2 separate regions of the Homo sapiens genome follow, and region 1 is linked to region 2. Evidence: read pairs that join two places in POLR2A ChIA-PET (ENCODE). Cell type or tissue: PC-3. All regions are shown on one strand. Each heading gives the region's core, and the rest is flanking DNA. Links, peaks and the distances in the headings are about the cores only.

Evidence for each region. Peaks named below come from ENCODE experiments on the same cell type or tissue, not always from the same donor. Only the 100,000 strongest peaks of a DNase experiment are listed, where the experiment ranks them.
Region 1: POLR2A ChIA-PET joins it to region 2 with 5 read pairs; 2 of 35 experiments call an interaction of 5 or more read pairs at or near these places.

The regions. Positions count from the first base shown.
Region 1 is chr6:44,597,961-44,603,342 of GRCh38, forward strand. No RefSeq gene overlaps it. Among named protein-coding and RNA genes, the nearest start is that of MIR4642, 170 kb to the left of the region's middle. In PC-3, for the core only: no CTCF peak of the experiment used is centred there; no DNase peak of the experiment used is centred there.
Region 2 is chr6:45,395,466-45,400,847 of GRCh38, forward strand. All of the region lies in intron 2 of RUNX2 (RUNX family transcription factor 2), which reads left to right. Among named protein-coding and RNA genes, the nearest start is that of SUPT3H, 20 kb to the left of the region's middle. In PC-3, for the core only: no CTCF peak of the experiment used is centred there; a DNase peak (open chromatin) is centred at 3,156.

The DNA.
Region 1 (5,382 bases), core at 69-5,068, 800 kb before region 2:
CCAAGATTTTAAAAGAATTCTCCCATGTCTTCTAGTACTTTTATAGTTTTATTATCTTTTGTTTAAGTCTTTGATTAATTTTAAAGTTTCTAATTGAGTCTAAGCTTATTTTTATCTAGCTTGCTACCAAGATATACTGATATCATCTATTGAATAATGAATAATTGACTTTTTTTTTTAACAGTGATTTGAAGTGCTACTTTTATCATAACACCATCTTGTATTATTTGGGTGCATTTCTGGTATTTCTATTCTGTGCCGTCTGTTAATCTGCATATATGCCAGTGTCAGAGTTCTTTCAGAACACTGAATATGTTTTAATGTCTAGTAGTGCAGGACTCCCTCATTTCTCTGCTTTTTCAGAGGTGACTAGGCTATTCTTATTTGCTTATTTTCCATATGAAATTTAGAATCAGATAATCTAGTTCAAAAAATACATTAGTATTTTATTGGAATTTCATTAAATTAAAACATTAATTGAGGAAAGATTGACATCTTTTTTTTTTTTTACATTGAGTATTCCTATCCAAGACCCCATATAACTTGACTTTCCATTTGTTTGAAGCTTCTTTTTTGCCTCTCCATCAGTTCTAGTCCTGTTCCAGGTGGAAGGCCCTCAGGACATGGAAACATTTCCAGATCTGCCATGATTTTTAGCTGTTCACATTAACAGCAATAACTAAGGCCCCTGCTTCGTTCCCACTCATCTCCCTCTGAGCCAAAGCTCACTTGCTTTGACCTCAGGTGATGTTTGGATTGGGGTTTGTGGGGAGAGGGGAGGGTCTGTCACCAAGACATTGAAAAAGAGACGAGGGAGGGGACCTCAGAGGTGGGGAGAGAACACCATCTGTGTATCCAGAACTGAAAGTCGGCAATCGGGGACAAAGATAGAAAGACAGAGGCAGGCGCGGAGGCTGTGGGTTACCAGGGAGGCCTGTGGGAAGGAGGGGAGGAAGAGAAACCAGGAGGGAAGGGCAAGAGCAAGGTGCTGGGGAGGAGGAGGCCTCTGGGCAGGAGAGTGGTCCAGCAAGGCCTAGGAAGCAGGTGCAGTGGGGACAGATGAGACTGGTGGGCAGAAGGGACAGAGGAGAAGGGAGGATGGACAGGCTTCTCAACACTTCTCTTCCCTCTCCCTTCAGCTCCCCCTCCCTAAGGAGACTGCAACCTCTTCAAAGGCTGGGGAAATGTCTTCACTTTCAAATTTATTCTTTTTTTGTAATAAATAATATACATCTAGAAATGCATAAGCATATAAGCACAGCTTACTGAATGGTTACAAAGTCAACTCCTTTTTACCACCACCAAGTCCAAGAAACGGAACATTGGCCAGGCATGGTGGTTCATGCCTGTAATTCCAGCACTTTGGGAGGCTGAGGTGGGAGGATCGCTTGAGGCCAGGAGTTCAAGACCAACCTGAGCACTTTGGGAGTCGAAGATGAGACGACTCCTTGAAGCCACTAGTTCAAGACCAACCTGGGCAGCATAGCAAGATCCTATCTTTACAAAAAATACAAAAAAAGTTTAGCTAGGTGTGGTGGTGCATTTCCACCTACTGGGGAGGCTAAGGCAGGAGGATCTCTTGAGCCCAGGAGTTCTAGGCTGCAGTGCGCTATAATTGCGCCACCGCACTTCAGCCTAGGCAACAGAGTGAGACCTTGTCTCTTAAAGGAAGAGAGAGAGAGAGAAAAGAAAGGTGGAACATTTACCAGCACCCCAGAAGCTTCCCTCATGTATCTCCCACAGGTAACCATTGTTCTGATCAGAAGAAAATTGCTATTATAATAAAGAAAAAGACGTTGAAGAATGTAAAACCGGGACTGAAATGTGCTAGAACACAGGCCCAGATGAGAGACCTGGAGGGAAAGTCAGGAAACTGAGGCAAAGTGCAGACCTGCAGACAGGCAACTTTTCCTGGGAACATGGGCCCTCCCCTGCACCCCTGGCATCCCTGTGGGCCCCCAGCTGCCTGGTTCAGAGCATGCAGCCCAGGCCAGCCCTGACAGCTGTGGGGAGCAGCTTGATGCACAAGACTTTGGGGCCCGGGCAGGGCCATCATACAGATTATCCTGGTTTCAAGGACTAGAAACCCACTGAAAGCAGACCAAGCCAGAAGGCACCAAGGCCAGGCAGTGAAATCAAGAATATCAATTAGGTTTCTGGAACTCTCTTTCTGGGTTGTTGGTCTTCCTCTTCTACACTTTTCTGTCTATTTCTCTCTTGCTTTCTCAGGGACATCCTCCTCTTACCAAAGGCCCAAGAGAACCCTTCTTTCTACTCCAAAACATTTTGTTTTCAGTTCCTGATCCTTAATGTCCTGCATGTCTTGGTTCCCTTCCCCAAGGGAAGAAATCTGAGAGCTCCTCCTACACTGCATCCACCCTGGGCCTGTGAGTGACACCCATGGGCCCAGACAGCCCACCTGATTCCTGGGGAGGGACCATGAGGGGGCTTTCATAGATTGTCAGACATGAAGGGCACAGGCAAGCAGCTCCCATTTGGTTGGTCCTTGGTGTTCACAGGTAGAACATCTGTAGTTCCTAAGTTTGGTCATCCCCAGGAGTTAAGTAGGAATCTGCTGATCGGGTTTGAATCACCTCTGCCACGGGCAGCATGGAGGAAGGAGCCACCTGTGCAGCCAGCATCCCCTGTTCATCCCTTGTGGGTGCATCTCAGTCCTTTTGTTTCTGGAGAAAAAGAGATCTGCAAAAGAGAAAGTGTTACTGATTATCTAAAGGATGGTTAGCTTAGGGTGTAAAGATAGATTTGGAAAACTCAGGATTCTCAATGACTGGGGCCTGTAAAGACACCTGCTTTTTGGAGTTTGAATACATGTGAATGTCAAGGCCATCTGTGCTTGACCAGTCGGGAGTGAAAAAGGGCATGGCGTACATTAGGGTACAGGTGGAGGGGAGTATAAAGCTGGCAAATGCTGCCAGGTTGGCCAGAGCAGACAAGACAACAGTGAGGGTGCTGGGTGTGAAGGGCTCAGGGCAAGCAGTGAAGGAACGGGAGTGTTCCTGGGGTGGAGGGCCTGCTTGGGTGTGGCTGGCTCCACGGTGAGGGATCCAGCATCTTGACCTAAAAAGATCACAAGGAACAAGGCTGGGGCCCATGCTCTCCCACACGAGGGCATGCAGGAAGGAACTTTATAGTATGTCTTTATGAAACGGAAAGATCAAAGTCATGCAGTCCCTTTGTGTTTCCATGAGGCGAGGCACAATGGACGGTGCTTACAGGCAGGCTGTGAGGAATCTTTGTGGGGTGCTAAGAGCTTCTGTAGATCATCTACCATCTTCCCCATCATCTTTCTAAAATTCTGAAATGCCTATCCAGAGTGAAGTCTTTGGCTTGAGAATGTTACTAGAAGGCCCATCATGAACTGTTCCCATGCTCAAACCACATTGCAGTGAGATCTACCTTGACCATCATATTTAAAACTGCAGTCCTGCCACCCAAAACTTCCTATTTATTTATTTATTTGAGACAGGGTCTCACTGTGTTGACCAGGCTGGAATGCAGTGGTGTGATCATGGCTCACTACAGCCTTGGACTCCCGGTCTCAAGCGATCCTCCTGCCTCAGCTTCCCAAAGTACTGGGATTATAGGTGTGAGCCACTGTGCCTGGCCCCTATTTTATTTTTATTGTACTTTTCACCTAACATACAATATACTTTGCCTATTTATTATTTTCTGGCCCCTCCTACCAGACTGTACGTTCTAGGAGGACAGGCATTTTTGTTTGTTATTACGTTGGTGCGAAAGTAATTGCAGCATGGCCTACATTAGGACGTGGGTGGCCATTACTTTTAATGGCAAAAACAGCAATTACTTTTGCACCAACGTAATATTTCACTGATATAACCCCAGTATCTAGGAACACGTCTAGCATATGGTGAGCACCCAACAAACACCTGTTGAGTGAGCTGAATGTCTATAACTTGAGGATGCTGAGATTTGGATAGGGGCTGTGTGATATTTTAATCCATGATTCCTAACCTTTTTTCAGTAGGGAGGCCGCTTTAAGCTCAAAACATTTCATAGATGCATATGTGATAATAGCTGTACTTGGAAAATACAGTTCTTTAAAATGAACTGTACTTTATTAATCCATATCCATTTGACAAATAGGATGTTACATTCTCTATTTGTATCAATTTATGCAATATACTGACACTACCTGATGCATTATGGATTCACAAAGTGTTTGCAGTTTGTGTCCATTCTAAGGACACAAGGGACCCATAGTCCACAGGTCAGATACCACTGTTTAAAACCATTCTCAACTATGAACAACTTAGTGCTTATTAAGTTATTGGCTTTTTTAATTATCAGAGAGCTAGACTCAAAGGTTTAGAAAGGTTGACAGTTACATTCTGAGTTGGGGAAAGTAGGAAAGAAAGGATTTAAGATGAGCATGGGTTTTGGTGCTAACAGAGATTATTTAAAATTTTCATTCTTACAAGAGCCATCTGGGTGACCAGGAAGTTACCTCTCTCTCTGCATTTGGGTCATGGAGATTGAATGTGATGGTGACTGTGAGGTGCTTAGCAGAGTATCTGGGGCATCTAGCTGCTCAGCAAATGTTACCTCTCCCCAGAAAAAGTCAGAGGGACAGGGTGGTGTCCAGGAGGGTCTGGCACCTGGGGAAGGCACTGAAACAGGAAAGAGGAACAGCTGAAAGTTAGGCTGAGGGTGTCCTGTGCCAGGAGTGGCAGGTGATCGTCGGTGGTTCAGGGAATTAGGGCTCTGGGGAGGTACAGAGGACCAATACTTTCCTGGTTTCTAGAAGAATCAACTTCAGGCAGAAAGACGTAGTCTCTGGATGCATTTGCGATGGGCAAGGGGTACTGCTGTCCGGGCAAGTGGTAACCATGTGTTGGTTGTTGAGTGGCTGATGAGATGCAGTCCCCTAATGAGAGAAAGTCCTGTTTGAAGGCTCAAACTGAGATTCTAATTCTAATCAGCATTCTAATTCCAGTACATTTGGCAAAATGAAAACAGCTGTGAAGAGAGCCAACAGAAAAGACAAGGGCTGCGTCCCTGTCCTTGCCTTTCAACTCTCCAGCTTCCAGAGATGCTTGGCCATTTCCATTGCATTTCCTTTCCTCCCTTCCTTTTTAGACTTGCCACGGAACATGATACCTGCCCACAGGCCTGTGCTCAAATCCTCTCACCCCGGGAGCAAACCCCTGACTGATGCCCATTCTCTTCCTGGCTCTATGCTGGCGTGTGTCATTTCAGACTGACTCTGTGGCAGGACCAATCACACAGACGCCAGCCGCAGGGATGACAGCGGGTCTGTTTTCAAGAGACTGGGCTGTGAGCAAGTCACAAACAAAACCAAAGTACACGACCCAGTGCCCCAGAGTACCACTTTTCACC
Region 2 (5,382 bases), core at 156-5,155:
TATATCCTCTTCTATAAAATGAGAGTAATACAAATTCTTCCTAAAACATAAGAAGAGAGTAAAATAAGAACATATAACAAAAAATTTAGGGGAAAATGTGTGACAAAAATTTAGCAAAAGAGGAGGCAATTTCTATGGTTCTTTACCTTACATTATAAACTATAAAAGTAAGCATTTCAAATGAGTCATACACTATTTAACCCAAGACTTTTTTGAGACAGGGTCTTGTTCTGTTGCCCAGGCTGGAGTGAAGTGGCACCATCTTGATCTTGGCTCACTGCAACCTCCACTTCCTGGATTCAAGCAATCATGCCTCAGCCTCCCAAATAGCTGGGATTACAGGCATGTGACACGACACCCAGCTAATTTTTTTGTATTTTTAGTAGAGACGGATTTCACCATGTTGGCCAGGCTGGTCTCAAACTCCTGGCCTCAAGTGATCCACTGGCCTCGGCCTCCCAAAGTGCTGGGATTATAGGCATGAGTTACTGCACCAGCCTTAACCCAAAACATTTTCAACCCACTATATTAATTAGTAAAAGATTATGAAAAGATTTCTTAATTGGGTAATTGCTTTAGAATAAAGACAGTTTCAATCTGAAGTGACATCACCTAGTGACAAGCAATTATAAAGCTTTAGTATAAAAAACTCTCCTAATAGATACCATAATATGCATCTGTCAAAATAAGCATTTTATAAAATGGAAATAGATTCCATACTAATTCTCAGATATTACATAAAAGCCTGAGAATTTTAGTCATATAATAATATTTTATAATTTTAAAACAATCATTGAGGTATAATTACATATCATATTTACATATCATGAAATTGTTGTATAATTCAATGGCTTTAGTACATTTACCGAGATGTGTAACCATCACCATAATCCAGTTTTAGAAGGTTTGCATCATCCTAAAAGGATTGTTAATTCCCATTTCATTTATGCTCCCATGCCAGCCCTAGACAACCACTAGTCTACTTTCTAGAGTTCAGTGGCACCATTATAGCTCACTGCATTCTTGAATTCCTGGACCCAAACCGTCCTCCTGCCTCAGCCTCCCAAATAGCTGGGACTACAGGCATGTGGTACCATGCCCAGCTAATTTTTAAATTTATTGTAGAGACAGGGTCTCGCTATGTTGTTCAGCCTGCTCTCAAATTCCTGGGCTCCAGCGATCCTCTTGCCTTGATCTCCCAAAGTGCTGGGATTACAGGTGTAAACCACTGTACCCATCCCACTAATCTTCTTTCTGACTTTGGACATTTCATATAAATAGAATTATATAATATGTGGCCATTTGTGACTGGTGTCTTTCACTTACCACAGTGTTTTCAACCTTCATCCATTTTGTAACATGTATCAGTATTTTATTCCTTTATATCACTGAATAACAATATCCATTGAACAGATACAGTATATTTTATTTATCCATTCACCAGTTGATGGACATTTGGATCATTTCCACTTTTTGGCTATTATGAATAATGCTGCTATAAAAAATGCTTATACATACTTTGTCCAAATTTTTGTGTAGATATGTGTATAGTATATATATGTAGTATATATGTTTTTATTTCTCTTGGGGATAAACCTAAGAGTAGAATTTCTGGGTCATATGGTAAATTTATATTTAAAACTTTTTTTTTTTTTTGAGACTGAGTCTCGCTCTGTCGCCCAGGCTGGAGTGCAGTGGCGCGATCGCAGCTCACTGCAAGCTCTGCCTCCAGGGTTCATGCCATTCTCCTGCCTCAGCCTCCCAAGTAGCTGGGACTACAGGGGCCCACCACCACGTCCGGCTAATTTTTTCTACTTTTTTTTTTAGTAGAGATGGGGTTTCAACGTCTTAGCCAGGATGGTCTCGATCTCGTGACCTTGTGATCTGCCCACCTCCGCCTCCCAAAGTGCTGGGATTACAGGCGTGAGCAACCATGCCCGGCATATATTTCAAACTTTTAAAAAGATCCAACTGTTTTCCAAAGTAGCAGTTTGGAAATGGTACCATTTACCATTCTCACCAATAATATTTGAGAGTTTCTGTGTCACAGCATCCTTGCTAACATTTGTTATTGTCTGTCTGATTATAGCCATCCCAGTGGGTGTGAAATCGTGTCTCATAATGTTTTAATTTGCTTTCCCCTAATGACTAGTGATGCCAGATTCATGATACTTATTAGTATTTCAAAAATGGTATATTAGCCATTTTTACACTTTCTTTGGCAAAATGTCTATTCAAATCTTTTGCTAGTCACGTAATATTTTAAGGGACCAAAATTAAAGAATTACTGATAAATTATTTTGATTGAATTTGATATTTTATGCAAGAATCATGCATATATACTTAATATAGTTGGTGCAATTAATCATTTTTAAACTTATAACATTAAATATAAACAACACAATGGAATAACAATATTGACCTATTGAGGTCTTCGAGGCAGGGAGGATCTTATCTCATTTTAGTGTTCCCTGCGTGTGACATTGAACCTAGCATTGTGCCTAGAACATTTTGAGTGTTCAGTGGATGATTTACACTCAGTTTTGGATATCCAGTCTGTGTGAAATTATTTTCTCCTTAGGACTTTGCCAGTGGTTTTGTTGGGCTGCCTCTTTGGCTCTGGGACACATGGACATAGAATATAGCAGTTAAGGGTGTAAGCTATAGATTCAGATTGCCTTGGCTTCACTGCTTTCAGTGTGCACTTAGGAAAGTTACTTAGCCTGTTTATTAGGCCCCGGGTTCCTCACCTATTAACTGTACTTGCTGCCTAGAGTTGTAGTGGGAGGTAGATGAGACGATCCATGCAGAGCTCTTCACACACTGCCTGATCACAATAAGTGCTCAGTAAGCATGAGCTATTATCATTGAAGTTGTTAAGAGTCTGAACAGTGAGACTTCAGCTTTAAGTCTGATTAACAAAGAGGCAGTTTAGCTGCATTTTCTCCCCTCAATTTTTCCTTAAAATATTTATATATATAGGCTTTCTTTTGAAACCAATATATATAACATTACAAATGTTCAAAAGATATGTGAAGATTTTAAAGAAATTGGCAAGTACATACAATATGGTAACTTCATTACTAATCCTTCAATTTTAACAAGTATTTCTTGACCACAATCTGGCATCATTCATCCCCTGACTTATGTAGAACATTTTTTTCTGACTCACCTTAGATCTTTATCTTGAAGTCAGTCAGTCCTTCAAAAGAGCTCCTTTAACCTTCATGCTAGTTTGTCATCTAGAGTTCCAACTTAGGGCTTTCCTCCTTATAACATTAATAGCTATCTTTTAATAAGTGCCATGTGGCATGTGCTCTAATACAACTCATCTCTAATTATCACAACAATCTAAGAAAGTAGGTATTATTGGTCCCATTTTAGACATGAGGACGTTGAGACACACTGTGGCTATGTAATTTTCCCAAGTCACACACCTGGTAAATGAAAAGCCTATATTTAATATAATATCTATGTAACTCTTGAGGGCTGTATTCTCTTGCAGAAAAGATGTTTGAAGCTTTTGTTTACAAAAGCAAGCTGTAAATAAATTTCTAGTTAGGGATAAAAAAATCATTGAGCTACCTGTAACAGTGAGTTTGAGTTGCTGGGACTCAATTAGAAAAATTAGTGATATTATTCACATAAGTTTCTCTCCTCTTCCCTCCCATTTTTCTACTCCCCTGACCCCAGTTTGTTTCCTCCTCTCTTCATCTGTATTTCTACTAATGAATAGTGTCAAGATGGAAGCAGAAATTGAGGAAGATCAGCATTGGAGGCAGAGAGAATTGCCCATCTCCCAAAGTGGCTTCTTTTTCTCTTCCCCCTTTCCCTTTTTTGTCTTCCTGTTTCTCTCTTCTTTCTCATTTCTTTCTTTTCTTTCCTTTTTTTTTTTTTTTTTTTTTTTTTTTTGAGATGGAGTCTCGCTCTGTCACCCAGGCTGGAGTGTAGTGGCACGATCTTGGCTCACTGCAACCTCCACCTCCTGAGTTCAAGCGATTCTCCTGCCTCAGCCTACTGAGTAGCTGAGATTACAGGCGTGCACCACCACGCCCAGCTAATTTTTGTATTTTTAGTAGAGACGGGGTTTCACCATGTTGGTCAGGGTAGTCTTGAACTCCTGACCTCATGATCTGCCCACCTTGGCCTCCCAAAGTGCTGGGATTACAGGCGTGAGCCACCTTCTCTCTCATTTCTATCTCTCCCTGTTTCTTTCTTTCACTCTCCAAAGAAAGAAAGAAAGAAGAGAGGGAGGTAGGGAGGCAAGTGGGGAAAGAGAGAAAGGAAGAGAGGAAAGGAAGGAAGGAGGGAGGGAGGGAGGAAAGGAGGGAAGGAAGGAAGGAGGGAGGGAAGTAAGGAAGGAAGGAAGGAAGGAAGGAAAGAAGGAGGGAGGGAGATTGAATATAATACATTCTTATTTTTAAAATGCCTCCAGCCATATTGTTTGCACTGTACCTTGAAATTCATTTTCTTTAGAAAGATGAATTCATTTTCTTTAGAAAGGAAGGAAGGAAGGAAAGAAAGGAGGGAGGGAGGGAAGAAAGGAAGGAAAGAAGGAGGGAGGGAGGGAAGGAAAGAAGGAAAGGAGGGAGGGAAGGAAGGAAAGAAGGAGGGAGGGAAGGAAGGAAGGAAAAAAGGAAGGAAGGAAAGGAGGAGGGAGGGAAGGAAGGAGGGAGGGAGGGAAGGAAGGAAAGAAGGAAGGAAGGAAAGAAGGAGGGAATGAGGGAAGGAAGGAAGGAAGGAGGGAATGAGGGAAGGAAGGAAGGAAGGAAGGAGGGGAGACAGAGGGAGGAAGGGAAATTAGAGAGGCGTGAGGGAAGGTGGAGAAAAGAGAGGAGAACCATTGGCAGTGGCTGGATCCTTTATGACAAGTTCGGGTTTTCTTTCCTGTCTAACTTCTTCCTTCCTTTCCTGCCTTTTTCCCACCACAAATATTGCCTCTAGTGATAGAACACCTCTAGTTCCAGTAAATGGTAACTGAGAAACGAAGTGGTAATTTACTTGTCAACTGGTATTTGCCTGTTCCTTAAATGATCTAGATAAATGGGCTTAAATCCCTATTCACACCTTGTGCAAAATCTGATGCCCTCCCCAAGACTTCTCCAAATTCCTGAAAGTTTACAGTCTTGTGATCACCTCTAGTTCTAATTCCCTGACTCCAATAAATTTGGGTTCTTCCCATTGTCTTATGTATTTTTTTATTTCAGTCTCTCTGCATCTATTTACACTTAGAACCCAGCCGTTTTCCTTGATTTCTATTATTGAAAGACACCATCTTCACAAAGACTCTCTGTGTGGTGAGCTTTACCGAAGGTAAAGAGAAATGAAGAATTACAGTGCTGCAAAACAAACAACGTAAATTGAATATAATACGTTCCTATT